Regions from separate parts of the Homo sapiens genome. Here region 2 is linked to region 1. A link is an interaction called in ENCODE POLR2A ChIA-PET data of the cell type or tissue named here. Cell type or tissue: PC-9. All regions are shown on one strand. Links, peaks and the distances in the headings refer to the core of each region. The heading gives the core; the rest is flanking DNA.

Region 1 (2,922 bases), core at 299-2,798:
GAGGAGAAAACTGAGGTAAAGAAGTGATTTGATGACCAGTTAGTGGGTGCAGCGCACCAGCTTGGCACATGTATACATATGTAACTAACCTGCACTATGTGCACATGTACCCTAAAACTTAAAGTATCATAAAAAAATAAATTTAAAAAAAAAAAAAGAAGTGATTTGACTTGACTAAGTTTTGTATACCTACTCAGCGGTGAAGACAAGACAGAAACTATTGATACATTGATACATTCTGTCCTCAAACCACTACTAGCTGTGATCCAAAGGTCAACAATGATAGATAAGATGGACTTTCTGTAGCTAAGATAAGACCCTCAAGAGAGAAAATTAAATGGCCATAGCAGGAACAAGGGTTTGGTCATACATACGTACATTGTTAACTACCAAAGGGTTTGTTAACTGCCATGAAGTTTTCCTCTTGTATTCGGCAGAAATCTGTTCTAGAGACACACTGCCCAACCAATCTTGGTAGACTGCCTGATAAAGACAACTGGGACAACCCTGCCTTGAGGGTCCTGCCAGCAGCACTGATAGGACAGGAGGCCATTCTTACAAACATTCTTTCTTATTAACTGCCATGAAGTTTTCCTCTTCTATTAGGCAGAAATCTGTTCTAGAGAAACTGCCCAACCGATCTTGGTAAACTGCCTGATAAAGACAACTGGGACAACCCTGCCTTGAGGGTCCTACCAACAGCACTGATAGGACAGGAGGCCAGTCCTACAAACATTCTTTCCTGCTAAAATGCTACAGACCCTAAGCCAGTTTTAGCCAGCTTATAGAGACTGCATACAAAATATCTTTGTGCTCTATAGTTCACCTGTTGACATAAAGAGCTGAATTCCACCTCATTTTAATGCTAAAATTGTGCCCTGAAGCGAAGATGGGATGTATGTTACTTATATGTTAACTCACTGTGCATGCACTAGACTTCCCCATATATATTCATAGACATTCCTCAAACAATTCATATTACATGATGGATATGCATGTAAAACAAACCCTAGAAGGCTTAAATACTACTGTTCACTCCCCTTCGGTGAAGCACGTGCTTACAGTTCCACCAGAGGTTACTTTCCCTTATCTGCAGATTGTTACTCTGAAAATAAAGTTTTCTCCTTTTTCCTTCCTCCACAGATCTCATGGTCGTTTTGTTAACACACGGAGAGAAGTTTGATCGATTTTTTGTTTTGTTTTTGATTTTGTTTTTATATTCTACAGAGAAGGGAACAATTTCACTGCTCTAATTTTAATAAGAAGATTCCCAACTCCTTGAGAAAATCATATCTATGTTGTTAATTCCCTGTAGGGTCACTATCATGAGTCTACCTGGTAGTTGTTTTTAAGGCCCTATTTTACACGACTGTCATTTCCTATCTTAACTACTTGAAGAATGACTTTCCAATGCTTAAAGGTCTTTAGAGGAAAGCTCCCAGGCAGCTGGATATGTGAGAAAAGGCTCTATTTCCCACAATTAGCTCCCTTTTAGGATATTTTCTCTAGAGCAGGGACTAAAACATGTATAAATGCCAACTAATGCACAGTATATCAAGGCTAGTTAATAAATGCCAAATGATAACAATACAGCACTTAACATGCAAATAGATGTCAACCCAATATTAATCCACTAGGAAAACACTGTGAATGCTTTTTGTCGATAGAATAGCTTTGCAAAGAATCAGACACCCTCTTGAACCAGATGCAAGTGATTAAAACACCACTTTAAGCACCAAAGAATGGAAATTAAAGTTTAGAGAAAGAAGCTGAAACACTTCTCCCCATGCTACCCAATGTCCACATATTCCACTAATTTAAGCTCATGATTCTGCTCCCCACTAGCCTAGCTCTAAAGGAAAGAAAGAGTACTAAGAAAAGGATGGTCTTGGAATGGGAAAGAAACATCACAATTTCTTTTTCTTTTTTTTTTTTTTTTTTGAGACAGAGTCTCACTCTGTCGCCCAGGCTGGAGTGCAGTGGCGTGATGTCGGCTCACTGCAACCTCCGCCTCACAGGTTCAAGCAATTCTCTTCCTCAGCCTCCTGAGTAGCTAGGATTACAGGCGCCCGCCACCATGCCCGGCTAATTTTTGTATTTTTAATAGAGACGGGGTTTCACCATCTTGGCCAGGCTGCTGTTGAACTCTTGACCTCATGATCCACCCGCCTCGGCCTCCCAAAGTGCTGGGATTACAGGCATGAGCCACCACAGCCGGCAAAAATATCACAATTTCAAACAAAAATCAAACCTAAGTTACTTTCATATCTCCTTTAGAACGTTCAGTAACTTGTCATACAAAGTAAAGTCATGCACCACATAATGATGGTTTTAATCAACAACGAACTGCATATATGAGTGGTCCCATAAGATCATAAATACCCAGCCAGGCACGAAGGCTTATGCCTATAATTCCAGCACTTTGGGAGGCCAAGGCAGGGGATCTCTTGAGGCTAGGAGTTCAAGACCTGCCTGGACAATATGGTGAAACCTCGTCTCTACTAAAATTACAAAACTTAGCTGGGCATGGTGGTGCACATCTGTAATCCCAGCTACTACCTGGGAGGCTGAGGCACGAGAATTGCTTGAACCAGGAGGCGCAGGTTGCAGTAAGCCGAGATCGCGCCACCGCACTCCACCCTGGGCAACCGAGCAAGACTCTGTCTACAAAAATAAAGATTATAAATACCATAATTTTACTGTACCTTTTCTACGTTTAGGTACACAAATACTTACTACTGTGTTACAATTGCCTACAATATTCAGTACAGTAACATGCTGTACAGGCTTGTAGCCTAGAAGCAATAGGCTATACCATATACCCCAGGTGGGTAGTAGGCTGTAACATCCAGGAAGACAGGAAGGAAAGAAAGACGTAAGGGAAGACCACAAAACATCCAGAAAACAAATTACAAAATGGCA
Region 2 (2,922 bases), core at 174-2,673, 94 kb after region 1:
ATTTTGGGAGGCCAAGGGAGGAGGACCACTTGAGCCTAGGAATTCAACACCAGCCTGGGCAACAGAGCAAGACCTCATCTCTAAAATAAAATAAAAAATAAAAATAAAAAAAGGATGTGTTCTTTTCTTTGTTATCTAGTCTGACAAAAATTTCTCCAAAATAGACTTCTTTGGTAATTTTATTTTCATTACATCTTTATGCCATTAAAACCTAAACACTAATCTTTTTTTTATTATTATTAAGAGGAACTATTCCTAATTGCACATTACCAGGTTTCTGTTGCTTATTATTTGGTGCATCCTCAGTAGGTATACATCTTTTCAGCTTACTCAGCATTGAGAACATAATATTGTGTGTTTGTTTACTTACAAATTAAAAGTAACATTATATCTCTCATCGTATGCACACTTGACAACCTATGAGATGTATCAAGCAGATACTTCTAATATTTGAACCTTAAAAATAAACGGAATTTTAGTTGATAGAGGGCTGGATGTCTGTAATTATGTCACGAAGCAATCAGGGTTATCAGTACATCTACATTTCTCACGCTGTTGAGGGGGTCGGTTTACCAAGCATAAGACAGGACCTTTTGGCCTCAAGAATTTCAGTTACAACCTGCCTAACCCCTAGAGTTTCACTAAACTTCCTAAGAGAGAAAGAAAAACCTAAAACTTAGAAAAAGAAAGCAAATTGTTTACCCTGGCTTAGTTCTAATTGTAAAGAATCAACTTTCTCAAAATTACAATCTTTTGACATTTGGCAACTGAATGAATCAAGTAGTTATTCAGAGAGCTCAAGACATAAAAACTAATACAACTTCTATTATATATTTTTCTCCTTCAGGTACCAGTACAATTCCATGTGTTGGAGAAATTGAGTAAGTCAAATCCCAATTGATTAGGCCCTAATTATCAAAGACACTTTCACCTTGTGAACTTCTCACAGTAACTGTCTTAAACCTGCTAACAGTACTCCCATGAGTGGAGAACACTGTGCTTCATTTTTAGTTTAATATGTTAGTTCTCTTCAATGAACATAGTTTTTTTTTTTACATTACAGTAATGAGGCACATGAAGGTTAGAATTTGTTTTTGTTTTTTTGTTTTGTTTTGTTTTTTGAGACAGAGTTTCACTCTTGTTGTCCAGGCTGGAGTGCAATGGCAAGATCTCGGCTCACTGCAACCTCCGCCTCCTGGGTTCAAGTGATTCTCCTGCCTCAGCCTCCCGGGTTCAAGTGATTCTCCTGCCTCAGCCTCCCAAGTAGCTACGATTACAGGCATGTGCCACCATGCCCGACTAATTTTGTATTTTTAGTAAAGATGAGGTTTCTCCATGTTGGTCAGGCTGGTCTCCAACTCCTGACCTCAGGTGATCCACCTGCCTCGGCCTCCCAAAGTGCTGGGATTACAGGCATGAGCCACCGCGCCCGGCCTATAAAATCATTTTTAATAAATAATATTAAATGCTATACAAATGAAGTTCTTCTAGTCTCTTGCCTACCACCTCAAAAGGAAATGATATCATTATAATAAACCTATTATAACATAAAAGCTAATGTTTTACCTGGAAATGTTCTATGAACTCTAAGGAAAAAAGTATACTGTAAAGATGGTCAATTCCCGCATTTCTTACCATTGCTAGAAGAGGATGACAAACAAGGAGAAGTAAGTAGAGGGAAAGAGAAAAACTGAATAAATCTCCTTCATCTCCAAATAAGGCAAGCTCATCAACCAGTATGCTCCTCTCTCTATCTCCCTCTCTTCACTGACTGCCCCAAGGTCCCAGACAATACAGAATCTATAAATTATATCTGTCCACTTTACCACTAATTAAGATATTACTATCAATTGTATTAATTGTAAAAATGCTTAGATTAGCTTATGGAATGTTGGCTTAAGTCATTAAATAACATTACAATGCTTTTATTATAGTTTTGATGGTTTGTAAATATTGTTTATACTCTAACCAAATTTAATCTGGTTCTAGATATTATTAGAATTTGATATCTCATTTAAGGGATATTATAGAAAAATCAGTCACAACATTGATAAAAACTTAAAACTCATTCATTGTCCATTGAAAGTCTTGATCAAATAAGACTTAGACAGATACACAGGTTCATTTTAGTTATACGTTAAAGGTAATTAAGAGGACTCTCCCATTTTCATTTTACTTTTGTTCAAGTTTACAATCAGAAAGTTATAGCATTTATGCACTTTCAAGTTTATATCATGAAGTTTATTCATTAGAAAAACTAATTCTAACCGTCTTCATGTGCCTCATTGCTACATGATATAAACTCATTACTCAGGTTCTAAAATAAACATTAGCTTAATTTTCCATTTTCATCTAAGATTATTATCAATGTTTTATTATTTTATAATGTGAACTTTATACTGACCAGTCATCAAGGCTGTGACAAGATCTTTCAAGTTCGTTTTCATATTTATTCAGTTTATGGAAAAATAAATTTTAAAAACCCAAGTTATAAAATACAACAAATACAGTGAGCATTTCGTAGTGATCTTTAAAAGTTTTTCTTTTATTCCAGTGCTTCGAGGAAGAAGTTATAGTATAACTATACAATCACTATAGAAGAAAAGGCAGAATAGCAAAGGCAAATTTGAACCACATTAACACTACCCTTATATTGGTATAATTTGTTAATTAAAAGAAGATTTATAAATTCAAAACGTATTTCTCCTTCACATTGTCATTTTCTGACCAAAAAAAAGACTACCACAAAGAGGTATTTTTTTAAAGTAGATGGGTAAGAAAATTTAAATGAAATTAGCCCTATAACTCTGCTTTCAGTAAGAGTACAAAAGTAACCCTTATATTGACAAATACGGCATAATTCCATAGGTCCCATTTGCTCTTCCTCCGTTAAAAGGAAAATGTGTAGTATCATATAAAGTT

Evidence for each region. Peaks named below come from ENCODE experiments on the same cell type or tissue, not always from the same donor. Only the 100,000 strongest peaks of a DNase experiment are listed, where the experiment ranks them.
Region 2: POLR2A ChIA-PET joins it to region 1 with 6 read pairs; 4 of 35 experiments call an interaction of 5 or more read pairs at or near these places.

Annotation. Positions count from the first base shown.
Region 1 is chr14:65,511,927-65,514,848 of GRCh38, reverse strand. The region is part of intron 2 of FUT8 (fucosyltransferase 8); the gene reads right to left. Among named protein-coding and RNA genes, the nearest start is that of MIR625, 42 kb to the right of the region's middle. In PC-9, for the core only: no CTCF peak of the experiment used is centred there; no DNase peak of the experiment used is centred there.
Region 2 is chr14:65,417,460-65,420,381 of GRCh38, reverse strand. The region is part of intron 1 of FUT8 (fucosyltransferase 8); the gene reads right to left. Among named protein-coding and RNA genes, the nearest start is that of FUT8, 6.2 kb to the right of the region's middle. RefSeq lists a silencer at 765-965. In PC-9, for the core only: no CTCF peak of the experiment used is centred there; no DNase peak of the experiment used is centred there; H3K27ac peaks cover 1,051 bases.